Regions from separate parts of the Mus musculus genome. Here all the other regions are linked to region 2. A link is a loop called in an ENCODE intact Hi-C map of the cell type or tissue named here. Cell type or tissue: heart. All regions are shown on one strand. Links, peaks and the distances in the headings refer to the core of each region. The heading gives the core; the rest is flanking DNA.

Evidence for each region. A loop is a pair of places that touch in the nucleus more often than their neighbours do. Peaks named below come from ENCODE experiments on the same cell type or tissue, not always from the same donor. Only the 100,000 strongest peaks of a DNase experiment are listed, where the experiment ranks them.
Region 1: it touches region 2 in a loop (2.6-fold over the local background); 23 of 42 quality-filtered maps call a loop at or near these places.
Region 3: a loop joins it to region 2, with 6 times the contacts of the local background. A loop is called at or near these places in 32 of 42 quality-filtered maps.
Region 4: a loop joins it to region 2, with 2.0 times the contacts of the local background. A loop is called at or near these places in 9 of 42 quality-filtered maps.
Region 5: a loop joins it to region 2, with 5 times the contacts of the local background. A loop is called at or near these places in 9 of 42 quality-filtered maps.
Region 6: it touches region 2 in a loop (5-fold over the local background); 20 of 42 quality-filtered maps call a loop at or near these places.
Region 7: it touches region 2 in a loop (11-fold over the local background); 41 of 42 quality-filtered maps call a loop at or near these places.

Annotation. Positions count from the first base shown.
Region 1 is chr7:139,244,959-139,249,382 of GRCm38, reverse strand. Pwwp2b (PWWP domain containing 2B) reads right to left here and starts at 901. Exons shown (of 3, transcript NM_001098636.1): 1 at 740-901. The coding sequence starts at 864. In heart, for the core only: a CTCF peak has its summit at 1,850; DNase peaks (open chromatin) are centred at 1,002, 1,232 and 1,832; H3K4me3 peaks cover 2,173 bases; H3K27ac peaks cover 3,783 bases.
Region 2 is chr7:139,471,654-139,476,077 of GRCm38, reverse strand. All of the region lies in intron 2 of Inpp5a (inositol polyphosphate-5-phosphatase A), which reads right to left. Among named protein-coding and RNA genes, the nearest start is that of Gm46004, 85 kb to the right of the region's middle. In heart, for the core only: a CTCF peak has its summit at 2,679 (motif pointing right); a DNase peak (open chromatin) is centred at 2,717; H3K27ac peaks cover 1,929 bases.
Region 3 is chr7:139,231,640-139,236,063 of GRCm38, reverse strand. All of the region lies in intron 8 of Lrrc27 (leucine rich repeat containing 27), which reads right to left. It overlaps Gm32315 (a long non-coding RNA gene), which reads left to right and starts at 974. Exons shown (of 3, transcript XR_389962.4): 1 at 974-1,567; 2 at 1,672-1,732; 3 at 1,951-3,075. In heart, for the core only: a CTCF peak has its summit at 941 (motif pointing right); DNase peaks (open chromatin) are centred at 213, 1,013 and 2,173; H3K4me3 peaks cover 774 bases; H3K27ac peaks cover 2,198 bases.
Region 4 is chr7:139,117,779-139,122,202 of GRCm38, reverse strand. It overlaps Stk32c (serine/threonine kinase 32C), which reads left to right. Exons shown (of 12, transcript NM_021302.3): 5 at 229-266; 6 at 353-442; 7 at 744-847; 8 at 1,417-1,533; 9 at 2,837-2,962; 10 at 3,055-3,186. Among named protein-coding and RNA genes, the nearest start is that of Dpysl4, 34 kb to the right of the region's middle. In heart, for the core only: a CTCF peak has its summit at 2,615 (motif pointing left); a DNase peak (open chromatin) is centred at 2,602; H3K27me3 peaks cover 2,004 bases.
Region 5 is chr7:139,206,257-139,210,680 of GRCm38, reverse strand. It overlaps a transcript of Stk32c not described here. Among named protein-coding and RNA genes, the nearest start is that of Lrrc27, 4.5 kb to the left of the region's middle. In heart, for the core only: a CTCF peak has its summit at 2,462 (motif pointing left); DNase peaks (open chromatin) are centred at 2,000 and 2,440; H3K27me3 peaks cover 299 bases.
Region 6 is chr7:139,388,522-139,392,945 of GRCm38, reverse strand. It overlaps Inpp5a (inositol polyphosphate-5-phosphatase A), which reads right to left and starts at 3,837. Exons shown (of 16, transcript NM_001127363.1): 1 at 3,482-3,837. The coding sequence starts at 3,556. It overlaps Gm46004 (a long non-coding RNA gene), which reads left to right and starts at 3,799. Exons shown (of 2, transcript XR_001778314.2): 1 at 3,799-4,380. In heart, for the core only: CTCF peaks have their summits at 2,389 and 3,320; DNase peaks (open chromatin) are centred at 665, 1,055 and 2,335; H3K4me3 peaks cover 3,417 bases; H3K27ac peaks cover 2,854 bases.
Region 7 is chr7:139,302,143-139,306,566 of GRCm38, reverse strand. No RefSeq gene overlaps it. Among named protein-coding and RNA genes, the nearest start is that of Gm32486, 7.4 kb to the right of the region's middle. In heart, for the core only: a CTCF peak has its summit at 2,051; DNase peaks (open chromatin) are centred at 2,046, 2,796 and 3,096; H3K27ac peaks cover 2,904 bases.

The sequences.
Region 1 (4,424 bases), core at 319-4,318, 230 kb after region 2:
AGAGCCCTTTTCTGTTCCTAATTCCAGAATGAAGCCTGGCTGGAGCAGAAGAGTCACAGCCTGATTAATGCCTAATCATTTATCAGGCAGTGACAGCGCAGTGCCATGTGATTCTGGGTTCAGGTGGCTGTTCTGCGCTGCAGAAGCCCCTGCAAAGGGTATACAGGTGGTCTCAGGAGCCAAGCCCAATGCGCCCCTCCAGTAGAGGCACTGGCCCTGGAACTTGTATCTTCCACTCCCCCGCAAGGCGCCTCGCCCACAGCAGTGTTTCTACACCCCGCAGTCTCGCAGCTGGTCTCCACCAGCCACTCCTATAAGCCTTGGGCTTCCCCCCTCTTGTGACAGGTGAGGCCATAGCTTAACTGACCCCCTTAAACGAATCACGATTCTACAAACAGTCGAATTCAACAGTGCGTCTGAACAAAGAAAAGTGCGTTAATTATGGCAGATGTGCGGAGTTTCAGGCAAGGCTTCCCGTGCGTCCCGGCCGGCACCGCAGCCCCTCTGCGGGGCCGCACGCTCTCCTGCCCCGAAAGTCACCGCGACTTTGGGAGAGAGCCACTTTCGCACCCAGACCGGCGGCCAGCTGGCGCGCCTCGAAACCCCGGCCCAGCAGAAACTGAAAGCGGACGCCGGGCTTTGCTGCTCCTCTCGGAGCCTGCATTGGAACCTTGAATCGGTGGAGGAGTGTCCCGGGAGATTCCGAGGAGTCCCGGGCCCGCGACCCTGCCCCGCTCACTTTTTCGTGCAATCCAGCAGGATTCCGGCGAAGCTGCGCTCGCCACAGCTCACGGTGACCACCAGCGCGCCGTTGACGACCTGTTCCACCCGCACCGGCAACCGGCAGCCGGCCCGCGGCTCCATGCTCCCGCCGCCTCCGGAGGCCGCCCCCGCCCGCCACCGCCGCCGCCGCCGCCGCCGCCGGGTCAGCCCCGCGTGACGCCGCCTGACGTCACAAAGCTCTGTGTGCCGGCCGCCACCGCGGAGCTAGGCTGGGGCGCGCGGCCGCGGGCTGCGCTCCCAGGAGCCGGAGGGCGTGGGGCGGTCCGCCCGCAGCGTGCGCCCACAGCCGGCTCTCAAAGCTGGGCTTGCAACGCATTGCGGGGGCCCCACCGGGCGGGGAGAAGGGTTCGTTAATCTTGACGCCACGCAGGCTTGGAATGCCCCCTAGGAGGCCTTGCCAGGAACCGAGGGGTAGCGGGGACACTCCCCGGGTCCAGGCCCTTCCCCCACTCTGCTTCTCTGGGTTCCACCCCGGGCCCCACCTCCTTCCTGATCCTGTCCCGGGGCCACTCCCTGAGCCCGGCGCAGCCTGGGGCCCTTCCCCCATGTAGTCTGGGGGTCCCCTGTCTACCAGTTTGTGCTAGAGGACCCCGGCAGCGTCTTCTACGCACGACTCCTGTGTCCACTTGGTACTTGAAAAAGTCTGTGGACACGTGTATTTGAAGCGAATCAGGCCTGGCAGAGGAGACTCCGGGTGCCGAGGGACACCAATGGGGCCCTTACAAGAGGCCTAGTGTCACCCTCACTACAGGGCTACCTGGCACTGGGCTACCCAGGTGTGCTCGGCGCCTCCTAGGAGACTATAGTGCTCCGGTCTGTTTGAGAACCTCGCAGGGCGCGGGGCTGGCCAGCACTAGTGTTGGCAGGATTATTCTATCCAGAGCTCTTGCGTCTCCTGGGACTACTCGCTGCAGCACTCCTCGCTTAGTGTACAGTATGAAGAGCCACCTCCCATGAGCAAGAGCCAGGCTCCCCGGGCGTGTGCAACCGGGCCCGCGAGGGCAGCCTGGCCATGAGTGGGAGGTGGCGGCGCCCGGCGGACGGCTGACCGCCACCCTAGACCTCCTCCGGTTTCCGCAAGCACTTGCACTCTGAATCCGGATTCGGAATCCATAACTGACTGCCTCCAAGGGTCTGTCACGTTGCAATGACCAATGGCGTCTGTGAATCGGGCCCCTAAGGCTGACTTGCATCGCCATGACCCTGCATTGGAGGCACCAAAAGGGCAGAGAGGTACTGACCACGGATCTACCAGGCCCATGTCCTTTTCAGCTGGGGAGTGGAGTTCTTGCCCTGCTGGGACTTGCTTCAGGGCTGCTACCACTGACGCCGCCAAGGACAGCCGAGGCCGCCCTGGCGCCACTTTACCTTGCCTTAAGGCTACACTAGAGCAGATGAGAAAGTCTGGGCGGAGTCCAGCTGAGGGGCAGTCCCCCTCCCACAAACGTCTGTTTTCCTCACTCCTTCTCTCCAGAGCTGGGTGCTGCAGATTTTGGAGGAAAAAAAAAAAAAAAAACGCTGGCTACAGGAACCATTCCCAGCTCAGTTCCAGGTGGAGGGCTGGTGGGAGGCTGCCCACTCGCTCAACCCAGATACTAAGCATCTGTGCCTGAGTACTGGGGATGCCTGCTCAGTACAGCCTACAGCAGGACATCCCCCTCCCCCCAGCCAGTTCAGTAGCTTCCAAGCTGGGGACATCTATAGTCTGAGCAACTGTGGGGTAGTCCGAAAAAGGCACTTGAGCAAGCAGGTGCCCTTGTTCAGGGACTCCTGGTTGTAGAGGCAATATAGAAGACCTCTTCCGATGTGGGGCATGGACAGAGGGACACCGTGAAAACTGCTAGCTTATTGTGTGGATAAGGAGCTTGCTTCTATTAACTCCCAGATGTCAGCAAGAAGGGTAGTTTGGCTGTGGTAAGGGACAGTGGCTAGGAGGTCTGGAAGTCCGAGAGGCCCAGGAACCTAGGGTTCAGCTTGTGGCGGGAATCTCCTGGGCTGTTGATAAGAGAGTAGAGAGGAGCCGGAGGCCACCTGTGCTGTTTATCATGCCTGCCTGCCAGGTTTGTGCTGTGTTTTTTAGTGTATTTGGAAGCCATTTTAAAAAGCCTGTTCTCTGTTTGGTAGAATAGTTTAACAGCCAGAAAGGAGATGGATTTACAATTTAAACACAAGCCGAATTTCAGGGCCTTGTCCCAGCCCCACCCACCTGGACAGGGAAGGTGGCCAGCTGCAAGCTGCTTTCCCTTCGGAGCCTGGACCAGGCTTCAGGATTCGCCTTCCACAGCTGTCTGGTTCCCTCTTGTCACTAGCTCTGTGCCTGCCTCCAGTTTACAGATGACTTATTCCCTTGCAGGCCCTGTCAGGGCAGCGTGCTTCTGAGGTTCACTGACTCACTCCATAGCTTCAGTGGGGAGACTCTCAGGCCTCCCAGCCCATGACTGTGAAGGGCGCTACCCACAGCCATGGGCCTGCTGCCCCTGGGTTGCCTGGCCAGACAACACACACACACACACACACACACACACACACACACACAGAGAGAGAGAGAGAGAGAGAGAGAGAGAGAGAGAGAGAGAGAGAGGCATATACAGGCATGCATATACTCACTTATGCAGGCAAGAAGGCCAGCACACATGGGCCTGCCTCTTCTCTTTCTGAACTTACCAAGCCCTGATGCCTGGGCAGCCCACTCAACAACTTCTGAGACAGAATCAAAAGGCCTGGTTTGGGTGGAGACACAGAATAAGGCCAGTGCTGTTTAGGCCCTGGAGCTGGGTTCACTAAGCACTGTAGAGTACCCACTGAAGTAGCCCAGGGCAGGGGGCTGTGGCTAAGTCACTCTTCCCTGAATGTAATCCATGGCAAGGCCTCTTGTAGTCTTCGTAGCTAAACATCCTGGACCCCGAGAGATCATAGAGCTTTGGGAAGCTGGACTGGCCCCCTTCTGGCCATCCTGCAAGGGCTGCTCTGATGAGATCCTGTACCTAGAAGTCAGGATAATTGTGGCATTCTCCCACTAAGCAATATCTCAAGTCTAGGAAGAGAACCTGCCAGAAAAGCACTGGCTAAGGGGATGGACTCTGGGACTCTGCTTAAGACTGCAGTCTTCTGTGTGACCTTGGTGGGGGTGGGGATAGGGGGTGGAGTAGGGCTGCCTGTCAGCAGCCATAGAGCAGGGTCTGGAAACACAGCCCCATGCTGCCACTTCAAGCAGTCTGACTTCAGAGATCCATTTTACTATGGATCTGAATTGGGGTGATTTTAACGTTTAAGTAGTGAGGTGTGGGGAGGGAAAGACACTCAGGAAAAGAATGAGACAGACCCAAGCATGTATGTGGTCCACTTAAGAGACTCACACCCAGGCGTCCTTACAATAAGGTGGATTTGGTGACGTCTGAAGTTATGTCTCAGAGGCTGCTAAGGAACCTTTCCTTCAGCACCTAAGGACAAGATGGCTCCTGATGTGCACTGGATAGGTTAACAGAAAAGGTGAAACCCTAGGTCCCAAGAGTTATGTGGAAGTTGAGGATTTAATGTAAAATTTTTATGGGTATCTTTGTGAGATTCTGCCCAAATTTTTAAGTTTCTATCCAGATATAGTGAAGCTATATTTGAAGGTCATACACACACGTGAGCCTTAA
Region 2 (4,424 bases), core at 315-4,314:
TCCATCCCACAGGCACGCAGGCAGGAGCACACTGTGTGTATCTAAAAGTGGAGGCAGAGCAGAGAGCTCATCAGATGCACCCAGAGAGGGACTTAGCCCTGCCCTGACTGCCTCAGAAAAGCAAAACCCAAACACCCTCGCAAGTCGCAGGGTCCTGAACCTGAACAGAGAATCTGAAGCCTCACAAGGGTGACAAGGACAACTCTAGAAGGGTAGCTGGCCAGCTGGCAGGGGTCAAAGGGTGCTTCACGTTGTCAGTTACATTAAATTTTTTAAAAGTAAAGTATGTTTGTGTGTATCTCATACAGTAGTAGTGAAGACTTTAAAGGAACAGAGCAGTGCTGAGAAGGTGGGCTGGGACTGTCAGACGAGTCCTGACCTGACCAGGCTGTCCAGGACATACCTCACCTCCTAACCTCACTGGACCTTCACGAGCCTCCCATCTGCCAGCTGTGGGCTGTGTGGCACAGGCTTGGGACTGATTTGCCTCTTTAGGAACATGAACCCAATGAGTGGCACACTGTACCCAACAACATCACCAAGAGCTTTGCCTAAGTCCCTGCACATCAGTGACTCCATCTTGCCCTGGATTTTACTCCTCACCACTGACGTCGGTGCCCACACTGGGCTAGTGGTTTGGGGATCACCTCATGATATGATCACACCACTGTGTGTCTTGGGGCCAGTTTTTGTCCTGCCTAAGCTACTTCTATACATTAAAGATGAGGCTTCCCCAACAGGTGGTAGGAAGTAGCCATGAGCTGATGTGAGGAAGGGCTGTGGGTCACTGCCACTTGGCAGGACTCCTTTGCTTCATTCATACCTGGGCACATTTGACCTGGGCCTCAATCTGTGTTGGACTTGGGGATATGGAATTCACAATGATGATCACAACACATCTGCCATAGTCAAGGAAGCAATGGGCACTGTTGTCTCCTGAGATCCCAACAGTCTGTGTGACTGGGATACGAGGAGTGGTCACCTCAGAGGACAAGGCTGGGATCCCACTGGGCCACAGCAGCAGCACCAGGAGCATGCTCTGGGTAGCCATTCCTTGTGGGTTCCACACACTGGTGCCAGCTAAGCCACTCTAGTAACAGGGCACGCTTCTCTCATGGGAACACACACCTAGGACCTGTCTAACTAGCACTCAAACAGGAATCTCATTCAGAACTATATCCTGGCGCTCTTCCATTGACCCATTCTCGCCATGGACTGATATCTGGAGTGTTTTGTAGGTGTGCCTGTTCTCCTCACAGACTGATATCTGGAGTGTTTTGTGTGCCTGTTCTCCTCACAGACTGATATCTGGGTGCTTTGCTGCTAGCATGCTCTTTCTCTTTATGGAGCATGTTTGTTTTAAGAACAAGCAGCATGCTTACCTTCATAACAGATTCTTCTGCAGGCCAACACCACACATCCATTGTTAAGAAAGCCCTTCTAGGGGCTCTGGTATTTTCAAGCTCTATGTAAGCTGAAATCTACTTTTGCTCAGCCTTCATGATGCATGTCCCCGGCCCCCTCCCTCGTCTATAGGACCTCTTCTCTTGCTTCTTTGGCTACAGCTTTCTTAGGTTGGAGGAATTTTTTAGTTGTATGACACCTACCCACCATGTGATGCGTGAGTTCCCCTTGGGTGGAAGCATAGATGATTAATGAACATATCACATGACATAGGGTTGTAACTGGAATATGAAGGAGGAGGGGAAGAGCAGAGCAGAAAAAGTAATTTTAAACAACAACAACAACTAAATGCTGTCTTAGTTTGCTGAGATGTACAGTCTCTAGAAAGTCAATGGATTCCTGGCAAGCTAAGCCAGAGAAAACCAAATATCACCAGACCTATGAGACCCAAAGACTGGAAAAGTTCACGAGAGCAAAGTAACGGAACACAGACCCAGCGAAGATGCTCCAGTTCCTCTGATGTCATTCAGGGAACAGATTCTCATGTGACAAGAATACAGGCCACATCCATCAGGAAAGAAGGCAAAATAAGTACATTTTCAAAGAAGAAGAAAATTCAGGAAAATCCCTTCCACAGACCTGCTCTGCCCCAAGCAGCACCAGGGACGGTTGTGTGCAGGGGCCACTAGGATTCGTGGAATGGAGGAAAGGTCTAGGTAAGCAGAAAGATAGCTTCTTGCTGTTTTAGATACATAGCTTCTAAGGTAACTAAATCCACACATTTTCCCAAATTTCATATATACATATATTATATATATTAAACACACACACACACACACACACAAAACACAGAAACCGTGATATGTGTGTTTATACATAAGCAAAACAACCCACATCTCAGCCTCAGTGTGACTGAAGATGATATAGCGGCACTGCTAACACACCCTGGATCAGGGCTTCTGGAGAGACAAAAAGTTAGGTCAGGAAATGGAGTCCCCAAGATTCTGGGGCAGATTCCAGGCCATCCGTGCATGGGCTCTAGGGAGATCTCGGGGGTCTACAAGTTAGAGCAGGTCGGCACACAAGAGAATCATCTGTGGCAGGCTTCCTGAGAAGAAAATAAAACATAGAGAAGCCACCTGGGTCGGAGGGGAGTAAAGCACAAGGGAGGAGATGTCCACAAAGGAGTTTGAGAAGTCAAGAACCATGATGCTCAAGAAGAAGCCATCAGGAAATAAGCCACAACCAGCCAGGGTACCTGACTCAGCAACTGACAGGAGAGGGCGCCAGCACACCAGGAATCTCGCAAGCTACCACCACAGCTGGGAACAGCAAGTTCCAGGAGTCCCTGGCATGCTGCTGAGGGTTAAAAGTCCTGCATACAGAGAAGCCTCTACAGGATAACCATGCAGCAGAGTAAGCTAAGCTCACTGTGACCACAGAGCCAGAACCACCACAAGAAGAAATGAAGAGCCAAACAGGAGACGAGGACCACAGTGCTCACGGAATAGAGTGATGGCAGGAAGAACAAATCACAATGGGCACCAGGAAAGAGCAAGCAAGGAACCTCAGCACTGTGTAAGTGAGAAGTCCTGTTAGGCAGGAAGGAAGCAGGAGGAGGGAGTGACAGCCAACCGGCTGGGAGGAGGATACAGAGCTGAAGCAGGACAGAGCAGAGCAGCACTGGCCACCATCACAGGAAACAAGATTGAATTTGCCCAGAAACAGGCCCCTAGAGCACCCGAAACAAACTTGAAAACATCTCCAAGGCCTCTGGAGCAAAAGCCCTACAAACAGTAACAGCAAAAGCCCAGCCTGGGACTGGACTCTGCAAAAGCAACGTCAAAGGAAGGAAACCATAGAAACACCTTCAGAAACATTTCAAGGGGACAAAGTACTATATCCACTGAGGGTACTGCCAAGCCAGCTTCTCATAAGGAAATGGAGCATGTCTGTCCCAACAGTGCTCTAAGACATCTAGGTGATCCAGGTAGGGACTATCTGTTTAGGCCTTGCTAGCCACTTGTGTGTGTGTAAGAGCTGAGCTTTCAGGGAGAACATAAAACCAGCTACAGGCTATGCCCCACTTCCTAAAACAAATTTGGCTAACAAGGTGCAGATCCCAGGTTCAGTCACTGATAGTGCCTGTTAGGTTCTTCAGCACCCACAGGTACAACTATACACTACATATAACTCTTTACAACCTCAAGGTTTCCACACAGATAGGGGAGCATTTTTACCTCTTCCATCATGTACCCAATCTGATGTTGTCACCAATGACAAGCCATATATGGAACAGTGGTCTCCAGTAATGGAACTGGAAACCCTACCACCTCATGATGGCATGGTGTTGGTGTCTGTGGTAATGCCAGCACACAGCCACTATTGCACAGATGACTGTTCCTGGTTTACATATTCAGTGTGCTGTATCTTCAGAGATAGAGTGTTCTACTCCTCCTTCCTAAAAAAAGACTTCTCTAAAATGGTCTGCCTACAGTGCAGCAGCAGCAGCCTCCTCCATCTCTAATCATCACACCCCCTTACTACATCCAAGGGCTACCCTGAATGCCTGCCCTGGCCACCAAAGTATATGAGTATACTCTGGATGCGTGCCTAGCAAAAGTATCTCATGACATGCTTCTCAGAATGAGTCCCTGCTGTTAATTGACACATGACTGTGTATCACAAAACTAGGGCAACCACTCAAAATGCCAGTAAAAAGGCAAACATCTAAAACATAAGTCAGAACAGAACACAAAACACAAAACAAAGTAGGAATGAGAAACAAAGAACAAAAAGCAGAGTATGCACGCAGCAAGCAAGCATGAAGGGCAGACCCAACCCAGCCCACTGATGCTCACAATAGCAAGTCTGGACCTGCTCTGAATGATGTGGCTGTGTAAAAGGAAACAGTTCTTTGAGATTGTCCCCAGAACCAAACCCACTAAGACAGCTCACCAGCTGGCCCTGGAGTCAGTCTGGACAGCCGGTGGAAGGTGGTAAGTTGTAGAGAGGCCTCA
Region 3 (4,424 bases), core at 162-4,161, 240 kb after region 2:
TATGTGCTCTCTGTAATATTAAGGGGTTACTTGGAGTCATGAAAACAGCCCACTCCTTACAGCGCCCCCTAGGCACACCTCTTATTTCTAGACAGCCTGATGGCACTCAAGCTTTATGGCCACCCGTACCCTATTTGGCCTTGCTTACCCACTGTAGTCCGTGGAGACACTGGACTGGCAGCAACCCTGCTTTCTGCCCTACAGCCTGGGTCACCTTGTCTCCTGACTGCTGTGGCCTTTCTCCAGGGCCTCTCTACTCCCAAGTCACAGACAGATCCAATCCAGGCTAGTCTCCAAATTCTCCTCTGACTATGACCCAAGAGATCTGACTGTTTCCAGCTTCTCACTTATGCCTACCCAGTGCCCGTACCTTCTTTGCTCTGCTCAGTCTCAAGAGCCAAGCAAGGCTCAGCCCTAATCCTGGCTCCTTCAGGACCTGAGCAGTTCTGTTTACTCAACATTGGAGGCAAGGGAACTTCTTGTTTGGTTTTGGACCCTGGGACAAGAGACTAAGGTGCATATTTTACACATCAAAGCAGACATGGCCTCCAGGTTTTCCCTGCATCCCTCAGTCCCTACCTGGCATACCCTGCCCCCAACTCTGGGATTTCTTTCTCTCTCTCTCTCTCTCTCTCTCTCTCTCTCTCTCCTCTATCTCTCTGAGCATGTGTCCTTTCTCTCTTTCTCTCTCCTTTCCCCTCTTTCCCCACGGTGATTTCCCTGGCCTTGGTCCTTGGGGCCAGAGGGCAGCTTCCCAATAAACCTGCAGTTAATATCATCCAGTCTGGCTTGAATTGGCTCATTTCATCGGCAGAGAAATAACTTCTAACATCTTAGTGGTTAAAGACTAGAGACATTTCTATCTTCCTCCCAGGTCTTCTGCTGTAATGGTCAGTTTTCCTGCAGAGCCATTAGATGGCACCCGAAGCTGTTTCGGCAGCTCCAGGCAAGCAGATGTGCCTGGATAGGACATGCTAGTAAGGGCGACGAGGGCCACGTGACCAGTGCTGCTCGCCCTGCTGCCTCCAGGGGATGAGGTGGGGAACTAACTCACCCTCGGATTCCGGACCTTAAGTATGTGTGCGTCTGCCTGCAATGTGCAGGGTACGTGCATGGGGAGGCAGGGTGTGAGATTCCACGGCTGACTTGGTAGAGTGAGACTGAGTGGAAGAGGGAAAGGGAGTGAGCTTCCTGCCAGGGCCCCTGCTATGCACTATCTCCCTTCAAAGGTGGACTTTGAACTCAGCCAGACCCTGCCTCCTATCAGATCCCTGCATCTTCCCTTCCGAGCAGCAGATTTCCAGGGCTGGAATCTTATCTGCCAGCACTCGTAGTTCAAACCCAGCATGCCTGACACTCTGAAAGGCCTGGATCCCAGGAAGATACAGAGAGGGGACAGGAGCCACCACACCCTTCTTTTACAGCCATCCCCCACCCCGGAAATGCAGAGGGCTGGGGCAAAACAGAATTCCGCATGCTTGCAGACTGTGGCAGCTGCTTCACCACAGGAGATCAAAAGTCTTCCAAAGAAATTCCCGCAGAAAGAAATGCGTGATGGCAAGTCCAGGTGATATTCCCCCCCCCCCCCCATTAAAGTCAGACATTACTTGCTTTAAAAATTAAAGGCACGTGTTGGGGGTGGGGCTCATCTACACACATTTACTATTACAGAAAAATATAGGCAAGAAAAACTCATCCAAACACCTTATTCTCTATGAACAACAACAAAAATGTAAGTGCTTGAAAATTGGGCAACCTTTTAGGCCCGGGAGTCGGTGACTGGGGAAGGTTCTCACCAGCTTTACAAGAAAGCTTCAAACACACAAACACCATGGAGGCCCGGGGGGCGGGGGAGGGGGGGACGGGGACGGGGGTGGGGGCGGGCTCAAAGGTTACAGGCCAGGCTTCAGAACAACATGGAGAAGAGAAATATAAGCTTTTTCTGAATAGGGTGGTAGACCTGGAGTCTTACCAGTGTCCAGCCTCAGAAGTCTTTTACCAGGCTGTGCCTGCACAGGCTACGACCTACACACTCACGGGTCACAAGAAGCATGAGAAAGGCAAGTGGGCTCAGCCTGGAGCCAAGCTGCAAAGAAAGGCATTTTCTCACACATGGTGAGTACTCAGGCTTGGCACTCAGTGCTCAAGGCTGGAGCATCAGCTCCGCCCAGCAGCCTCCAGCCGTGCTCAGCACCCTAGCACCCTCTAGTGACCTCCTGCCCAACTGCAGGAGCCCGTACCGGCTGTGAACTCCCCCTAGGCTGGCACAGGGACACACCTTCTACTGTTGAGTGCCCACTGTGTGTTTGTTTCTGGAGATGACAAAATTCGCCACCAAGTGTCTTTGCTCACTGTGCCTATTAGACTGCTTTCATCTCTGAAGAATGAACCTGACGGAGTCGCCAAAGATACTACCTTGTTTGTTTGTTTGTTTGTTTTGAGAAAAGGCCTCATGTGGCCTCAAACTCCATCCTTAGCTGATTCTCCTGTCTCTGCCTTCCAAGTGTTGGGGTTACATCACAAGACAACCCCCAGTTTCTGTGGTGCTGGGGTTCTCCCCAGGGCTTTGAGGGTGTTAGGAAAGCCCTCATCACCTGAGAGATGTCCTCCATCTGCTTGTCCTGTTATTGGGATGATCTTCCAGGAGGCTGCTGGGGGCTGTACTCACAGACTGCTCACAGTGCAGGGCTCTCAGCTGGACCGGTGAAGTAGCCCACACACCATGGGCTCACTCCTCCAGCCATTTGAGGTTTCTCTTGGGAACTGCCTGTCACATCCTCTCCCTATTTCTCCCTTAATCTTTGGTTTCTTTAAAGAATTTTTTTTTTTAAAAAGAAGAGATTTTTGGTTTTGTTTTATGTGTACTGAGTTCTTTGCCTGCATGTGTGTGTGTGTGTGCCTGGATCCCAAGGGGGCAGGAAGATGTCAGTGGATCCCTTGGAAGTAGAGATGGTTGTAAGCTACCTTCTGAGTACTTGGAACTGAAGCCAGGTTGCAAGAGCAGCAAGTGTTTGTTGTAACACCTAAGTAATCTTTCCAGCCCCCCTCTCTGTCTGTCTGTCTGTCTGTCTGTCTGTCTGTCTTTCTTTCTCTCTCTCTCTCTTTCTTTCTTTCTTTCTTTCTTTCTTCCTTTCTTTCTTTCTAAGAAAGAAATAAATCCCTGGGTGTCCTGAAACTCAACTCTGTAGACCAAGCTGGCCTCCCCAGTGCTGGGATTAAATCAGTGTACCACCACTGCCTGGCTGATAAAAATATTTTTCATTTTTTTTATCACCCATGAAAAATCTGGGGAATATAGAAAGAATGATGGACACTAAAGTGAACACTTGGCATAGTACAATGCAGTGTTAAAGGAATAAGGAACACACATTCCTCTCTGACATCCCACCCAGTGCAGAAGGCAGTACCATGGTGGACCAGAACAGAGCAGCCTTCAGGATGTGCAGAGGGACCAAGGCTAGCTTACAGCATGCTTTCCCTGAAAGCCCCTGTGGTCCTCACGACATCATTTATAAAGATCCCGTTGCAGGATCCAGGATGGCTTTAAGGAACAACTCTTGAGAAAGGCTTCCTGGGTAAGAAGTGTACATGACACGAGGTGACAGGTCCTGTTTGAGTTGGAGAAGTCCAAATCTCTTGACCTTTCATCCCAGGAGATGGCAGACCTTTGTCTCTACTGGCCATGAGCAGGGGACCCACACCACCAAGGGACCCTACCTGCATCAGAATTTGAAATCCCTGCCCCGTGCTTTCTGTCACTCTCCTGTGACGTTCTACAGTAGCAAACACTTCCAAGGTTTGTTTGTTTCTTTTCCTTGTTCCTTAAGATAACAAACCATTGTTTGAGTTGGATGAGCAGCCTGTCCTACTCAGCCATCCGCTGCCCAAGCCCTATTGTAGACTAGCCACACCAGGCATCAGTGACAAAGGTCTCTGCTTCAGGCAACGTGCACTAGAAGTCAGTGACAAAGGGGCATGGCAGATGGTCAGCAAGGCCTCACTACAGGTTTGCTGCTGACGGGTTCTGGGGGAGATCAGTTAAGAACTGGAGTCTGGAGGCCCCAGTCAGCCACGCAGGAGAGCATGACTCCCAGCCATCCCAGCATGACTGCAATGGATAAACATGCTATCCCGAAAGGGATCAAGGCTGGTGTCTTAGTTTTCTTTTGCTGGGGAGAGATACCATGACCAAGGCAACTTATAAAAAGAAGTGTTTACTACCCAATACTAAACTTGCTTCCTTATGGTTTCAGCGGGTTAGACCATGGCCACCATGGTAAGGAGCTTGGCAGCAGGCAGACAGGCATGGCACTGGGACAGTAGCTGGCAGATTACACACTAAGATGACCATGAAACAGAGAGAGTGAGAGAGAGAGAGAGAGAGAGAGAGAGAGAGAGAGAGAGAGAGCGAGCGCTCACTGGGA
Region 4 (4,424 bases), core at 123-4,122, 350 kb after region 2:
AGACTCCATGGATTGCTGGTGGCTCCCTTGTAGCTGTCTTCTAGGAGGCCCTGGTGCCCTCTGAATAGTGTGCGGTATGCCCTCTATGACACTAGGTTCTATGTTAGGATTCACTCTAAAAGCCAAGCCTTCCAAGCCTCTGCCTCTGATGGGAGCATCTGTCAGAGACGTCAGGGCATGAATAGTGTGGGTCTAAGCTCATTTTCTTGTTACCTTCTGTCCTCCTAGAGATGTCAAGCCTGACAACATCCTCCTGGATGAACAAGGTGAGTCCCTGGAGCTCTGGGACACAGAGAGGAGCATGGGTACCCGGCCCAGGACCTGGAAAGCCATGTCTGCCCTTTCTTCACAGGACATGCACACCTTACTGACTTCAACATTGCCACCATCATAAAGGATGGGGAGAGGGCGACAGCTTTAGCTGGGACCAAACCGTACATGGGTAAGCCAAAGGCGTCAGATGACACCTGACTATGCAGAGCCATGCCCCTGCCTAGTCCTTACTCCATAGTCAGATAAAGTCTTAGAGCAAAGGACCTTGGGGTGCAACCAAATGGCAATGCAGTGTTTTATCTGCTGTGGGCTGGTCCAGAAGGGGGCTCCTCCCTGCAGGTGGCACAGTGCAGAACTGTGGCGGGTAGGGTTCTCTTTTAGATCTGGTGCAGACCTGGCTGGCGGTGTGATACGGGGTCATCAGACCCTCTAGCCCCACAGCTCAGCTCTTTCTTCTCTTCGTTGGAAAGCTCCAGAGATCTTCCACTCTTTCGTCAATGGCGGGACTGGCTACTCCTTCGAGGTGGACTGGTGGTCGGTGGGGGTGATGGCTTACGAGCTGCTACGAGGATGGGTACGGAGCCTTGTAACCCTAAGCTAGCCACTTCCTTGCCCCGGACTGGCTGAGAGCCATGGATGGAGGATGATACCCCTCCCCCCATAACCTCAGAGGACTCGGGCTTTTAAGCATATTAAGACAGATGCCTGAGTTAGCAAGTCTCCTTGGGTGGCTGGTGGTGGATGGGATGTTGTATGCAGCAGGTTCTTGGGAGGGACTTGCTTTTCTCTAGGGGCAGAGGCAGTGATCTGCGTAGGTCTCATACGGTATCCTCTACCATTCCATGGAGCCCCAAACCTGGAAAAAAAAACCAGCACCTCCTGTCCTTTTGGACTGAACCACCCAGGCCTCAGAACCACCCTTGGTGGTGGTAGAGGGGGCATACCCTTGACAGATGAGCTTCTGGCCTCTGATACCCAGTTCAGTCGGGGCGCAAGCTCTACCCCCTGGCCTCTGGATCAGGTGGCTGCTGTTCTCAGAGCCTGGCCTTCACCTGGGCCTGAAGCTGGGTTCCTAGGGTGTTTGTACTTTTGTCTGGGTGCCATGCTGGGGAAGGCACTGGTGTAGTGCTTCCCTGCCCACAGAGACCCTACGATATCCACTCGAGCAATGCTGTGGAGTCGCTGGTTCAGCTGTTCAGCACTGTGAGTGTCCAGTACGTGCCCACCTGGTCCAAGGAGATGGTAGCCCTGCTGCGAAAGGTGAGCTCCCTCCCCTTCCCTTCTCCCAGAGTACCCATCCCTTCTGAGCTCAGGGAGACACCCCATCTTTCCATGGGCTCAGACTCCTTCACTAGCCCAGCCATAATCTTTTCTGGCAACTACTCTGAGACCCTGTGTGCCTCAGAGAGAAGGAATCTGCTACCAACATGTAGGTTTCTTGTTCTAGCAGCAGGCTCTCTGTGTTGGGCCCTCCTGGTAAGCTAAATATTAGCACACTCCAGTCTGTAATCCCCATCAGGAACTAATGTGACAGGACGTGGCTATCACCCACCTCTCATGACGCTCAGACCCAGGCAAAGACGGCATCAAGCCTTCTGCATCACACGTGTAGTGCAGGAAGAGGGTACCAGGATGACACGTAGCTCAAGCTATGTTCTAGTCTCCTTTACCCCTGACCACACTACAAAAGGTGCACAACACTTCTAGGGAACAAATTAAAAACCAACCCAAAGCCGGGTGTGGTGGTGCATGCCTGTAATCCCACCACTTGGGAGGCAGAGGCAGGCAGATTTCTGAGTTCGAGGCCAACCTGGTCTACAAAGTGAGTTCCAGGACAGCCAGGGCTATACAGAGAAACCCTGTCTCGAAAAAACAAAAAACAAACAAACAACAACAATCCAGCCCACCTCCCACCCTGTACCTTACAGCTAAGCTCTGTCTATAGCTGCTGGTAGGAGGATGGAGGATCCCAGACATTAAGGACACAGGGATGGAAGGATCCAGGCCATCAGGGACACAGAGACACTATATATCCAGGGACTGGGCTAGGGGCTGTTTAATCACAAGAAGAGCTGTTCTCTAAATAATGTTGATTGAAGTATTGGAAGGGGTAGATCCAGAGAGCAGAAGCTATAGCCAGGACAGGTGTGAAGAAAGGGCTATTATATACGAGACCTGACCAGGAGGCACCTGGCCCTGGTGATCTGATGTCCTGATGCAGTGCGGGTATGAATGTTTCTGGAGTCTGGAGGTGTTACTTGGAAGCTTTGCAGTAATTAGTTGGGCCTGCATGCTAGTATGAGAGTGTTAGCCAGGCCATCACTGCCACCTGCTGGCAAATCTTGGCAGGACGTCCCTGCAGCTCCTCTGTTGTCCTTGGATATGGGGCACTGGGATCAAAGAGTCCCTAGGGCCATATCCTTTGATGCCACCTTTTCTCACAAGCCACTTTCGATCCTGAGGTTCCGAGCCTTGTTCTATGGACACCTTCAAGGGTCGCCCCAACCTGAGACAGGTGGCCATTCTTCTTTGGGGCTTTATCTGAGAGGGGCCCTCCTTGCAGCTCCTCACCGTGAACCCTGAGCACCGGTTCTCCAGTCTCCAAGACATGCAGACAGCCCCATCGCTGGCCCACGTGCTGTGGGACGACCTGAGTGAAAAGAAGGTGGAGCCAGGCTTTGTGCCCAATGTAAGCCCCGAGTGCCCAGACAGGTGGCTCCAGGCTGTTGGGGTGGTGGTGGAGAACCCGCAGGCTGGGCTCAGTACCCTGTCTCTCCACAGAAAGGCCGCCTGCACTGTGATCCCACCTTTGAGCTGGAGGAGATGATCCTTGAGTCGAGGCCTCTGCACAAGAAGAAAAAGCGGCTGGCCAAGAATAAGTCTCGGGACAGCAGCAGAGACAGTTCCCAGTCGGTGAGTGCGGGCCTCAGGGTTCAGGTCCTCCCCACATCTGTCTGTGGCATGCAAGGTCCCATCACAGCGCTCTGCATGGCCTCTGGGCAAAGTATGCATTCTACAATCAAGCAAGAGTCTTCCTAAAGTCCCAAGGAGGCCTATGACCTTCCCTCTACCTTTCCCGATTCCCTTGTCATAACTCCCACCCGCAGCCTGTCTGCACAGCTGCCCACAGCTATTTGCTCCTGGCCAGTAATTACCTGGAGAGCCAGGTGTGGGCAAGAGCAGGCACTCAGGGTGAAAAGCCCCGGATGCTATGCCCAGGGACATTAGTGCTCTGGTGACTTGTGTCCTGTTACATTGGTGCTCAGGTGTACCATATCCAAAATCAAAGTGACAAAGCTCTGCTCTCCTAAGGCTCCAAGAAGGAAACCATTCCCTGCCTCTGACTGTGGGGCTAGCTGTCAGAGTATCCCATGTAAAGTCACACTCACTAGTCTTAGGGTTTAAGTTCTCAACATATTTGAGGGTGAGGAGTCACCGTTTAGTTCCTAATACCAGGGTACAGATGCGACGTGCAGGAGAGCAACTGTTATGTGTCGAGTAGTGGTGATCAGTGGTCAGTGTTTGCCTACCTTTGGGCCTGTCTGAGCCTGGCACTCTGGAGTATAACTTCCCAGATCTGTGTTGTCCTAAAGAGGGTTGTATTAGTCAGGGTTCTCTAGAGTCACAGAACTTATGGATAATTTCTAAATAGTAAAGGAATTTATTGATGACTTACAGTCGGCAGCCCAATTCCCAACAATGGTTCAGTCGAAGCTGTGAATGGAAGTCCAAGGATCTAGCAGTTACTCAGTCTCACGCAGCAAGCAGGCGAAGGAGCAAGAGCAAGAGCTAGACTCCCTTCTTCCAATGTCCTTATATTGTCTCCAGCAAAAGGTGTAGCCCAGATTAAAGGTGTGTTCCACCACACCTTTAATCCCAGATGAAAGGCCTAGCCCAGATTAAAGGTGTGTTCCTTAACTCGGAGATTCAATCTTCTGGAATCCATAGCCACTATGGCTCAAGATCTTCAAACCAAGATCCAGATAAGGATCTCCAAGCCTTCAGATAAGGGTCACTGGTGAGCCTTCCAATTCCGGATTGTAGTTCATTCCAAATATTGTCAAGTTGACAACCAGGAATAGCCACTACAATCCACCCCTTGTCAACTTGACACAAATAATATCTCATGTTCACATGAAACAATAACAAGG
Region 5 (4,424 bases), core at 240-4,239, 270 kb after region 2:
GGGTCCCCCTGCTGGGAACTGTGTCTGTAGGCACCTTAGGGAGCTACTGGGGACTTGAACACAGGAACTATAGAGAGTTCTGTGCACAATGATCACATCCTCTTTTGTTGTTGTTGGTTTTTTTGAGACAGGGTTTCTCTGTGTAGCTCTGGCTGTCCTGGAACTCACTCTGTAGACCAGGCTGGCCTCGAACTCAGAAATCCGCCTGCCTCTGCCTCCCGAGTGCTGGGATTAAAGGTGTGCGCCACCACGCCCGGCAATGGTCACATCTTATGGCTCTAGGTTCTTTTTAGAGCAGCTGCAGGAGATGTGCCTCTGCTGGGCCAGCAGGTCTGCAGAAGTCACTTGATTAATCAAAGACCTGCGGAAGACAAGGGGACACATGGATTAGTGAATTTCATGAGTCAACGGAGCATCTCATACCTCTGACTGACTGAGAAATGGCTGCCAGCAGCAGTGGGGAGGGACCTCTGTGCGACACACCCTTGCAATGGCTAAAGCTAAGCAACATTAAGGGACAGAAAGAGTGAATGATAATGCTGAAGCAAAAGAAGATGGAGGAGCATCCCGGCATCCCAGGCTGGGAAGAGGGATGGCAGGACATGCCAGGGGTGTACAGAATGGGGCTACGATTGGACATGAGCTCATATTGTCACAAATAAGTAAGGCCAGCCTAGTGAGGGCTCAGAACAAACTTAGTCTGTAATAACTACAAATGGGGCAAGAGCAGGTTGAGTTTATCCTGGACTCTAGGTCTCTGGGCATAGCTGTCTTTTGCTACTTTCTGGATTCTTTCTTCTTCTACCCTTTCAACCTGTAACACTAGGTATGAGAGGGGAAAAAAAAAAAAGAATAGAGGAGAAAGGGGACATCGTTATGTTAGAATACTTCCTGCTGATAAAGGGTGTCAAGTTCCTTGGGGCAAGTTTGATCTTTGCCAACAGGATATCTAATTTCTTCTTCCTTTTCTTCTCCCCCCCTCTCTCCCTCTCCCTTCTCCCCTCCCCTCTCCTTTGTGTATGACTACTTAACAAACCACAACTAACAACCACCACCAACCCTGCCTTTTGGGGTCCTAGCATTTATATACCTTCTGAAAAGTCCCCAGGATTCCATATGTCACACAATCACAGAAACTATCTGCAGCTGACAAAATCATGCCCCTGAGGCAAATCAAGCATGAGGCAAATCATAGCTGCTGTGGACAATCTGAGGTAGTTCCATATCCCACCCCTGGGATTATAACAAAATTCTTACTTTAATGGATAGCCGTATACTATCTCTCTCTCTCTCTCTCTCTCTCTCTCTCTCTCTCTCTCTCTCTCTCTCTCTCTCTGTTTTAAAGAAAACTCTCAAAATGTTATTACATCTGGGACTCATAAAGGGAGAAGGAGGGATAAGAGAGGGTGAAGCTGGATTCAGTGAGATCAGAGAAAGGAAACATACAAGAGAATGGGAATGGACCGGTCCGTGTGAGGTTCATCAGGGTTTGCACACTGGCCCCCAAGAAGTGCCAGCATTTAGGGGTGGCTCAATAAACAAGAAATGCTTTTGGCAGACTTGAGGGTTCCAGGAAGGTACCAGGGAGATGATCTTCCTAATGAGGGCTGAGCAATTAGGAAAGTCTTTATTGGCTGGAAAAGTCCCTGGCTGTAGATCCATCAAGGGCAGAATCTGTGTTCACTCATTGGAGTCTTGACCCCAGTTCTTCATCATGTCACTCTGCGGAAACAAGGCCGCTAGAGAGGTCACCGCAGTGAGATGTGGATTTCTAAGTGGGCCCTGATCCGGTGTGACTAGTGTCCTTGTAAGAAGAGCTCAGGCACTGCCACAGGACTATGGAGTGTGTGAGGACACAGGGAAATGTCATCTACAGGCCAGGGAGAGAGACCCCCAAAGGAACTGGTCCCACCATGCCTGCATCTTTTCTCCCAGTCACCACCAAAGTCGGGAATAAATCTGGTGTGTTAACCAGACCGTAGGACTAACTTGGCAACGAGAGCTGACTAAGTCAGCCCAGTCCAGGGAGAGGCAGGAAATGGGTGTGGGAGGCTGATGACAGTATCAGAGGCAGATAGAGGAGGAAAAATCCATCTTCCTAGGTATTTAGGCAGATGCTAAATACTGTCAAAACACTTAAAGTCATGGTTAGTGCTCATGCTAAGCTCTCTAAGGTCTTACAGTAAACCCTCCTTCCCACTAGTCAGTAAAGACCATGGGAGGTGGGAATGATTTGGATCTCCAATTAACATCTGTTGGACTCTCCTTTGCTGTCCTTGTGGCCTCGAGCCAAAGGATTGGCAGCCAAACCCTTAGACCATCACAACTATTTTCAACAACCCATAGATGTCCTGAGACAACTGCAACTGCTTGTTCTGGCTCCTGAAGGCACAGGCCATTTCAGATTGAGCGGTTATCCTGCAACCATTTTCACTTAGGCCAAAGAGAGCACACTGCCCCCTGGTGGCCGAGAAGAAAATCACTGTGACTGGTGATAATAGAAATTATGAAGGGGAAGGGCGGAAGGGGGCAGTAACTATCTTCAGAGAGGTGGTTATAACAGTTGGTACCAGTCAGAGGCCCCCAACAAAGGTGGTCTGTGGATGCCACCCAAAGTAGGGCCTGTGCATAATGTCAGATACAGTTTCCTGTGGTATACAGATGAACAGAATTCTTGTTTCTGAATATTGCTTCAAATGATTAGAAAGCCGGCTTCCACCTGTTATGGAGGATCATGGATCAGGAGTAACCTTGGTTGTAAAAGCGTGTAAAAGTGTGTAAAACCACATTTGGTAAAAGCGTCTGGACCAATGAGAGACTTTCCAGTTATTTGGAGACTAGTGTTTTATTTCTGGTTTCCATGGCTATCTAAGAACTTGAATTTTGAATCTCTCTATTTCTTTTCATTTCTGACCACTTCTGCTCCTTCAGCTTGTTACACTGGTCTTCAAAGAAGCTGCAACTGTCTTTGAAAAAGGATGCACATGCTGCATGCTTCAGAATCAAACACACCCGGGGGAGCTGTTGGTTTATGGGGTACAACATATGTAAAGGGGACGAAGAGCCATGTCACCTCCTTCCAGTGTCAGCTTGTCCACTTTTAGGAAGTGCTTTTGTGACTCATGTTCAGAACTCAGTATTTGTTAGACCAGCTTCGACCATAAAACCTGCTGTGTTGAAAGTGAACACACAGACTATGATGGACCCAGAGCCATGGTTCCCTGGGAAGAGTGCTTTCTCAGCATACACAAAGCCCCGGGTTCCATCCCCAGGGCTGCACAAACTGGATGTTGTGGCCCATGCCTGTAACCTGGAAGTAGAGGACCCAAAGTTCAGAATACCAGCCTGGCATACATGAGACCCTATCTTAAGAAAACAAAACAACAACAAAAGAGGCTTCCAGGTGCCTCTCCACTCACCAGATCTCTGTTCTTTGGGACTTGACTGAGCCTCAGTGTGGACCCAGCTTTCCTCCTCCTGTGGCCAATGCTTTCTACCTGGCTTTTCAGTGGTCACACCAGGCTAGGACTCAAGTTGGCTTTCCAGTAGTCACACCAGGCTAGGACTCAGGTTGGCTTTCCAGTAGTCACACCAGGCTAGGACTCAGGTTGGCAATTCTCACTGTCTTTCTTTTCCACCATTATGATCTTGCCTGTCTCACACAGAGCCTGTCACAGTCTGTTTTCAGGTGACTTTCTTCCCAGGTCCCTCTACAGACACACAAACATTAACAGCCAAGATCATATGCTCCCACTAGAACATAGTAACCCCGCTTCAGTAGGCTAGGAAGATGTAATGCAGCTGAAGCACAAGGACAAGACTTCAGAACAGCGATTAATATGTCCAAGGCCTTACAGAGGGCATAGAGAAATCCTGTAATGAAGTCTGAGAAAACACGAACAATAGAATGAAATAATGACAACAATTCACAACATTAACACAGAAGTCAAAAAAGAAATAGACTGAAAAACACCAGCAAAAATCCAAAATAAAATGGAACTGGAAAAGAAAAATTTAGGAAGTCGATCAAAAGTCACAGAGGTAAACTTCACTTACCAAATTTAAGTCTTGGAAGAGAGACATTGAAGGCATTGAAGACAAAGTAGAAGAGATGGCTACCTCTGTCAAAGAAAATGTTAATTCTAAAGAAAAAAATCTAGGCGCAAAACATCGAAATCTGGGACATTATAAAAAAATCTATAAATAATAGGAATGGGGAGGTGGGGGAGGGAAAGAAACCCAGGTCAAAAGAAAGTATTTTCAACAAAATTGTAGAAGAAAATGTCTGCAACTTATAGGAGGTTGCCTATCAAGGTAGAAGAAGCAAACAACACCAAATGCACGCACGCACACACACACACACACACACACACACACACACACACACACATCTATAGAACATCTGTCCTGGCCCTTCTGGTTTT
Region 6 (4,424 bases), core at 125-4,124, 83 kb after region 2:
CTTCTCAGCTCACCACTAGTCCACACGTATGGAGTCTAGAGCTACAAACACAGCTGTTAAAGCACCAGCCAGATGGGCAGAACAATCATAGGCATGGCCCGGGTCACCCATTCCCTCTCTCCTAGTGACGTTCAATCAAACTAGGTGTCAGCCAGAGGCAATGTGGCAGTCACTACTAGAAAATGAGAACGTATCAGGTGCCCCTGGCTCCCTGGAAAGACACTTCTGAAGGGTCACCAGCTGGGACAGAGGTCCTCAGAGGCTGATGACTCTTCTCCCAAAGACTGACTGAGCCAAGGGTGTTTTGTCCTAACACTGTGCAATGACTTTAACTGTCTCACTCAAGGGACCGTAGAGCTTCCCTGCCCTGGCGCTGGGTATAAGCGACCAATTCCTCTGCCATTAAGCAGAGTGTCCCATGATGTTCTGTGCTTAACATTTTCAGTTTGACATTTAAAACAATGAGTACTGATAGTACAACACACACACACACACACACACACACACACACAGGCCAACTCTGTGGGGTCTTCCACAGTTGTTAAGAACATGAAACAAGTCTACCTACAGTGATGCCTTTGGACAAGACAACAAGGTCAAAGGGCTCCACGCCACCAAAGGCCCTCAGCAGCACAGCTCAGTAACTGCAGTGGGCCACCCTGCCAGGCAAGGATGCCAGCCAGAATGGCTGGTGAGACAAGAGCAGGCTGAACAACATGTTCTGGAGATCCCAGGGTACTGACGACAAAGCTATGATTAAAATTTACATACATGGGCTAGGGCCTATAGCAAAGCAGGGAAGGCCAGGGTTCAACCCCCAATTTAAAAAAAAAAATGTACATGATGTTTTAAGAGGGGTCACCTCTGGATTAGGAAGAAGATGGGAGCATAGGAGGGGAGACTTCTGAAACTACAAATGCAGAAACAAACCACCTACTGCTTGTGCATAAAAGGAAAAACTGCCTTTGGAGCCAGCATGACTGTTTCAAATCGGACACTTTCCTCCTGGGAGCTGATTCCCCCAAGCAACCGCTCAGGCCCTGGGCAGGGTAGTGTTTGTTTCCCACAGCAAGAACTTCTTTACACCGCTGGAGAGATCCATCTGTCACCAGGGGTGCATGGCACACCAAGGCGCACAGTCCAGCACAAGCACTCGCTAAGTCCAGTAGCACTGAGGAATTAAAATCTACCTCACTTGAGAATTGGCCACTTTCTCTACCCAGCTTCTTGCCACAGCACCCAGATCCTGACCAAGGAAGCAGGCCACAGAATATGAGTGTGCCCTTCTTGGTCATTCCATTGAGGGCATGCCTGTCCCTGGGGACTGGTTTGGAATTAACTTAGGTACAATTCATTAAGACAGACACTCTTTTGCGATATAAATATAGTGTAAAACTTCAGAGAGCCTTAAGAAAACAAGTAAAAATTCAGATACCATGTTGCTAAAAAGTGGGTTAAGGTGGCCATGGTGGTTATACCACCTTTAATCCCAGCAGATGCAGGTAGAGCCATCTGCCTAGTCCACACTCTAAGTACCTGGCCAGTGAGAGCTATGTAAGGGCTCTATACATAAAGAGGGTGAATTAAGTCACCCCCTTTAATATCAGCGGAAAGAAGTATGTACGTATCCAATTGAAACACAACAAAAACTCTAGAACTCAGAAATCAAAAATTACTAGAAAGAATGTTTCTCACAGCAAAATTATTTTCCCTTGGAGATGAAAGTGCCCCACCATGCCTAATTTTCCTGACATTTCTGAGGCTTTGAAGCCACAGCTAACGGATCTGAATCATCCGAACAAAAACCACGCTACAGTGACATGTTACTGGAAGGCCTAGAATAGAGTGCTAAATATACAGGCCCTGGTGGAAAAACGATCACACGTGAAACTACAGCAAGTTGTCCATTGCTTGAGCGGACAGACAGCGCCTCTCTAGCAGGGAACTAAAACACTGGCATGTCTGTAAGTGAAAATAACAAAATATAGCAGTAACGCCTGCCTTTTACTAATAAAAGCCAAGCTTACGCTGACTGTGAACCCAGCTCTGTGAGACTCTTCTCCCATGCTCTCTGCCAGGAAGGAAACAGGACCCTCGCCTGAAATCTACATCAGGCCTGTATCCAAGCCCTGGCACCATCCCGACTGTTCACCTAGGTAAGGGGGTGGGTGGAGAGGGAGGAAGGGGAGTCAGTGGCTCCAAGGTTTCATCTGTGGCATTACCCTTTCTTCTTCAACAAGCATGCCACTTGGAGCCGCATCCTGCTTTATTTGGGTTGGCAGTTTAAGTACCAACAGCGGGGTGGCACCATGGCTGCAATGCTGAACTAGGTCAGCCCCAGCCTGCTCCAGGGAGCTCCCAGTGCCCCAGGCCTCAGCTCCCTTCTGCCTCCCAGAGGAGAAGAAAGCCCAGGGTTCCAGGGTGGGACTGGAGAAGCCGTTCTACAAGATAAAGGCCTTTGGCATCATTTTTGGCCTTGAAGAGCTTTTCAGCACCTTCTCATTTAGTAAACAGGAATATAAAGTCCCCCAAGGCTTGAAGAGAGCTACCTCATTTGAGAACTAGTGCTATTGCAAGTTACATGGCAAAATGAGGTGCCTCACGCCTCAGGCCCCTCAGAAGACAAGACCAAGGGATGGGATATAGGTACCAGGACTCAGATGATGGAGCTCAAGGTTTGGGACTGAGGTCTATTGGGAGGAAGGTTCGGGGATGGGAGATGGGGTGTAGAATTAGAGGCAGGGACCTCACTCTGGGGCCAAGAGTAGGTGTAGGATCTGAGGTTTTAGGGTAGAGACTCAGAGTTCAGGGTCAGTGTGGTATGGGTTGAGAGGAACAGGACCAAAATTTTTGAAAGCTGGGTTTCTGGAACCAGAAATCAGACTTGGGGGATCAGAGTCAGAGACTGGGGGCCAGGGGGTGAATCAGAAAACCTGGGGTCAGCGTATGCTTGGGTTTGGAAGCCAGGACATCCAAGTATCAGGATTCTGGGTCAAAATTCCAGGTCAGTACTTGTGGCTCTGGAGTTCCAAGGCAGGAAAAAGATAGGGATTTGCTGTCTTGGGAGCAAAGCAAGGAACCAGCATCAGGATTCAAGGATCTGGACTGAGTCTGGGTTCCTGTAGTATGGGTTAAGACAGGGGTTCAAAAACTGAGTCTTCGAGTTTGGCCTCGGGTACCAGAAAAGCGGTGTTAAGGTCCCGAGTGTGTAGCTGGAAGTTTCCTGGCCTAGGGTACCCCCCTGCTATGGGGTCAGGGTCTGTCTGGGGCTTGGGAAAATCCTGGTCGGAGTCTCCAGCTGTGGGTAGGGGGCATCAGAGTCACACGTCCCAAAGACAACTGGCCCGGAGTCCGCGGCTATAGAAGACGCTGTAGGGGCCGGAATTTAGGGTCTCCAACTGAAAATGGGGATGTCAGGGTCCCGGGCTGGGAGACTCCTAGCCCGTAACCGCCCCTCCCTAGCCGACGGCGCGGCACTTACGTCGTCGAAGAGCGAGCCCACGTTGGCCGTGACCAGCAGGACCGCGGTGCCGGGGGCGGCCGCCTTCCCCGCCATGGTGCCCGGGCGGAGCGGGCTCTGGACTGGGTGGCGGCGGCCGCTTCCTGCGGGGCCGGTAGGGCTGGGGTCTCGCGGGGCCGCGGGGCGTCAGCTGCGCCGGGGGACAGCACAGGGGCGCATCGCGGGCTTGGCGGGTCGGACCGGGCCTGGCCGGGGCTCCAGCCTCGCGGTCGCGGCTCTTCGCTGCTCCGCGGCCCCGCGCCCGCTCGCCGCCGCGCCTCACAGCGGCCCGCGCGCAGCCATTAGACCCGCCGGGAAAGTTCCCGCAGCCGCCGCCGCCGACTCCGGCTGGGACAAGTCCCGCCCCACAGGAGGTGGGACCCTAGAAGGCGGGGCTGTCGGTCGCGCCGGGGGTGGGGCCTCCCTATGGGGCGGGGCCTGCACACAATCTACAGACTTGGGTCTTAGGCTCCCTGGCTCCGGGTCCACTGGAAGGGCGGGTTCTCGAGCCTGAGTCAGGCTGGGGGTGGGGTTTGTGCAGGGGCGGGCCTGCTCACAGGAGCTAAGCCTAGGGTGGGGCGGAGCCAACACCAGATGGAGGAGGGGAGAGGCGGGCATATGGGGCATTCCTGTCAGTCAGGCCCCTGAGTCCTCCCCTGGCTTTGCCCCGCCCTGCCGCGGTTACGCGCATATTCCACCCTCCACTCCCATGACGTCACGACCCTGTTACCAAAGCGCTTCTTAAAGGAGCCGCGAGTTTGGACGACTACAGCCCGCCTTCTTGTTGGGAGCCCTGGAGATCCTTGGAACCTCTGTCCTGGCCCCCCATCCCCCCCCCCCGATGTGGAACCGGTCTTCAGCCTGGGTCCAGGCCCTCGCCGGTACGGGGAGTCTGACGTAGGCGGACCGTGGGAGGGAGCAGGGC
Region 7 (4,424 bases), core at 94-4,093, 170 kb after region 2:
AACCCCCCCCCAAATTAGACCCCAGCATAAGTGATGGCTTCCCATAGCCACAGAGATAAAGGCCCTTTCAGGTAGCCTTCTCCAGCCTATATGATCTCCACCTCCCTGCTATTAGGTTGGAAGAAGAATGGAGTCTCAGGTAAGAGTCCTCTCACCCTCCCCACACCCTCTTTCCATAAAGAAATATCAGCAATCAACTAGTGGGGTTGTGACAGTCTCTTGTAAGCAAGGAAACACACAATGAATATAGTGGTTGTTTTGCTGGGAGGCTAACATTCTAAAGTACCTTCCTGTCTACACAAGTGCCCAGGTTCCCTGCCTACATACATCTGCACAGGTGCCCATCGCTCCACCTGCACAGGTCCCTATTCCCCTGACTACACAGGTGTCCACTTTCCTGTGTGCTCCTGGCTTCCCCACATGCACAGGTGTCCACCCCTGCCTTCTCCTGAGTCTTCTTTTCTCCTTTGTTGGTCCTTCTCTGGCTGAAGCCTAATCCTGCTCCATTGGCTCTGTTTTTGTTCCACAGCCTTTCTGCTAGTATTTCCTTTTTTGGGGAGCACATCCCCACGGCCCAGCCTCCTGAGAATCTTTGGGTCTCCTACCAGGTCTCCACACTGGAACGTGACTCCTGAGGCCCGTGGAGCTCAATCATGTTCTGACTAATTTAGAAACAACCTAATGAACCTAATTCTCAGCTCTCCCCGGAGAAGCACCGCCATCCGTCCTGGTTTTGGAGGCTGCCTCCCCATCCCTCTAGAAAGAGCTAAGTAACCCGATTTCACTTATCCTAAAGAAGGCACGAGATGTATACACTCAAGAACCAGGCTGTGAAGTGCAGGGCAGCAGGCTGAGATGTGTGAGACAGCTGTACCTGGGCAGGGTCATGCAAGACTTCCTGCAGCAAAAGAAGGAAGGAGATTCAGAGGTTTTGAGATCCTCAGGCCAAAAGGTCTAGTCTGCCCACACGCATTGCCTCAAGAGTCCAGAAGCCAGCCTGGTATGAGATGCTCCATCCATCCATCCATCCATCTACCCCTCTACCTAGTCATCTCATACATCCACCCATCCATCTATCTATCTACCCAACCATTTGTTCATATCCATTCACTCATACATGCATTCCATATATACATCCACCCATGCACCCATTCTTCCATCACCCATTCTATCTCTATCTATCTATCTCCACCCACCCATCCACCCACCCACCCACTTATCCATTCATCCACCTGGTATCATTCAGCACTCTTACAAGCAGCAAAACAATTGCTGGAGACTGAGCCTGGAGAGGGGAGAGGGCACGGCTGCCACCAGGGAGGAAGGAGGGAGACAAGAGAGCCAATCAGAAATGGGGACCAGAAATGGAGAAACATTAGCCAGTGGGACAGGAAGAATAAAGAAGATAAAGAGAAGATGCTGAGAGCTAAATTAGCCTGGGGTATGGACCCAGACCCTGATGCCATTTTACTTGCAGTGAAACAACTTCCGATCTGTGGGAGGAGAGATACATGGAACCCCATATGTCTAGGGCCAGGCAGAATCTCTCAAGTGCTGGGGGCCAGGACTCTAGGAGCCATTATTTCTCTTAGCACTCTTAGGTGGGCCTCCCAGGTTCAAAGTGGGAGACCTAACAGAGCTGCAGCTGTGGTCAAGTGCAGCTCAGGGAGCCCCTTACTGGCCCCAGGGAGGGTAGAGCCCATTCAGATCTGCAGTCCAGCCAGCCAGAGGCAAGAGGCATCTGCATCAAAAGTTAGCCTTGCGTCTCTCAGGAGGCCTCTGCAAGCAGACACAAGCCACTATCCCAAAGTATATAGCTCTCACTTCTCCAAGTGAGCTCTCAGGCCACCTGGAAGGACCCTGAGGCCATTCACTCTCACTTCATTTTGTTTTGTTTTGTTTGAGATATAGTTTCTCTATGTATAGCCTTGGCTGACCTGGAAGTCGATCTATAGCTGACCTTGAACTCAAGAGGTCTGCCTGCCTCTACCTCTGTCCCTGCCTCTGCCCCTGCCTCCTGAATGCTGGGATTAAGGGTGTGTGCCGCCACCACCCGGCCACTGGTCACTTTCACTATTAGAGACACTATGCAAGAGGAGGGGCATAGGCTGTTGAGATGTCTCAGAGGGTAGAGGTTCTTGCTACTAAGCCTGGCAGCCTGAGGTAAATCGCTGGGGCCCACATGATGGAAGAAAATGGACTTCCACAAGTTATTCTCTGACGTGTGTGTGTGTGTGTGTGTGTGTGTGTGTGTGCACGCGCGCGCAACATATTTAGGGTCCAAGTCTATCTTTAGTCCCAGCACTCTGGAGGTAGAAGCAGGCAGGTCTCTAAAGTATCAGGCCAGCTGGAACAATATAGTGAGACCTTGTCTTTAAAGAGGGAGGGACTGGGTGTGGTGGCTCATACTTTTAATACTGGGACTTGGAAAGTAGAGATACGTGGATCTCTATGAGTTCAAAGCTAGCCGGTCTACAAATAGAATTCCTTGACAGACATAGATAACTATGTAAAGAGATCCTGTCTCAAAAAAATAGAAACAGAACAACAAAACCCCCAAAAGGAATAGATAGACAGACAGACAGACAGACAGGCAGACAGACATGAGCAGAGAAGCACTAAGCAGGCTGCACATTGCCAGCCTGTGTCATCAGTCACTATGTATATCCAAGATCAGACAGTTCTGTTTGTGGTCACGTGGGCACCAGCAAGGGGGCCAAGGACAATGGGACATAGCTTTCCAGCTGCACCACTCTTAAGCCAAACCAAGCTGGTGTAGAGAGCACACACAGCCTGTCAATTCCAGGACTGCCTGATAGAGTGTCGGAACCCAACACTTAGCTCATTCACAGTTTCGTGAATATAAAAGCACCTGCCCTCTGGTGAGAAATGTCTGGGAGGAAGTTTCTGAGGTTATCCCAGGTCATGCATACATTTGACTGTAAACTTCAGAGTACCAGTCATGAGTTTCTTCAGGTTTGCTGCCAGAAGGGCTTTTTGGATGGAGTTGCACGGTGTTCTGCTGGCTCTGGGCAGTTTCCTTAGAGCACCACGTATTCTGGAACTGCTCACACAAGTGTGGGGTGCCCTCTGCTGGCAGAGCTGAGAATGGCAACACCCCGAGATGGCAGGGCTGTATCACAGGGCTAAATTATGACTGTGAGCTGTGGGCATTCTCTGTGACCCACTGGAGTGGCTGTCATGGTCTAGTGATGCCATTTAGACCTGCCATCTCAAGATACTCCTCTTGGTACCCCACCATCACCACCCCATCTGCTGGCTTTGGGCCCTTGTAACTAAGGTGGGTTACCTGGAAGGGTAAACACTTCAGGGGCTCCTTGGCATTCCCCCCTGAGAAGTATCTTGGCATCTATGGTAAGTCAGCCATGTGTTTCTGATCTCACCCCACTTATCGCCAGCCTGTGCCCACAACCCAAAGGCAGTCAGGGGCATGGACACAATAGGAGCTACAATCCCCATTTGCTCATCAGCAATGATGTTCTGAGCTGCCAATCACTGGTGTCCTCTGGCCTAGCTAAATCACAGACTGACCCAGGCATCTGTCCTATGCTGGATAGGTACTCATGCTACATCGTGTCAAGGAGTCTCTACTTCCTGAGTCTTTGCCTGGACAAGTCCTTATGTGAGCTTCCATCATTCCCTGCAGCTGAAGCTAGAAACTTTGTATTGGTAGCTAATTCATGCCCTCTGTATAGCTCATTCTTGCAGACTTCTCTCACCCATGACAGGCCTTATTGGGCTCTTTCTGGGTTTGGGTGGTCCCTCTGCCCTGAGGGGGGCAGTGTCCTTGTTCAGCCAGCCATTCCTGAAGGAGGCAATGTCCTTGTTCAGACCCTATGAAATAGCCAGCCATTCCTGGGGTTGTCCTCTTGTTCAGCCAGCTATTCCTGGGGTTGTCCTCTGGAGAGGTCCAGAACAGATAAAGGGGGAAGTGACAAGGGCTAGCCATGCTAAAAGGCCACCACTAAAACCTTGTCTGCAGGGACTACAGAACACTGACTCCTCCTCCCCAGCCCTGTCCATCAGCCAGCAGCAAGCAGCTGCGCTAGGCCACAGCCTGGGGGAGAAACCGGAGCTGGGACCTACCAGGGGATGCCTGTTGTAAGAGCAGGCTTACCAGCGAGGCTTTCAATATGAGAAGGCCTTGCTGGGTACCGCTGGGTACCACGTCCAGCTTTCCTGTGTGTGATGGTTATGGTTAATTGTCAACTTGATACAATGTAGCTTTCCTGTGTGTGATACAATGTAGAATCAACTAGGAAGAGAGTCTTAGTAAGAAATTAACCTATGGGCGTGCCTGTGAGAGATTGTTTGTTTGTTTTTGAAATTGGGTTGCTATGGGAAGACTGTGGTGGTTTGAATGAAACCCCCATAGGCCCATAGGGAATGACGTTATTTGGAGG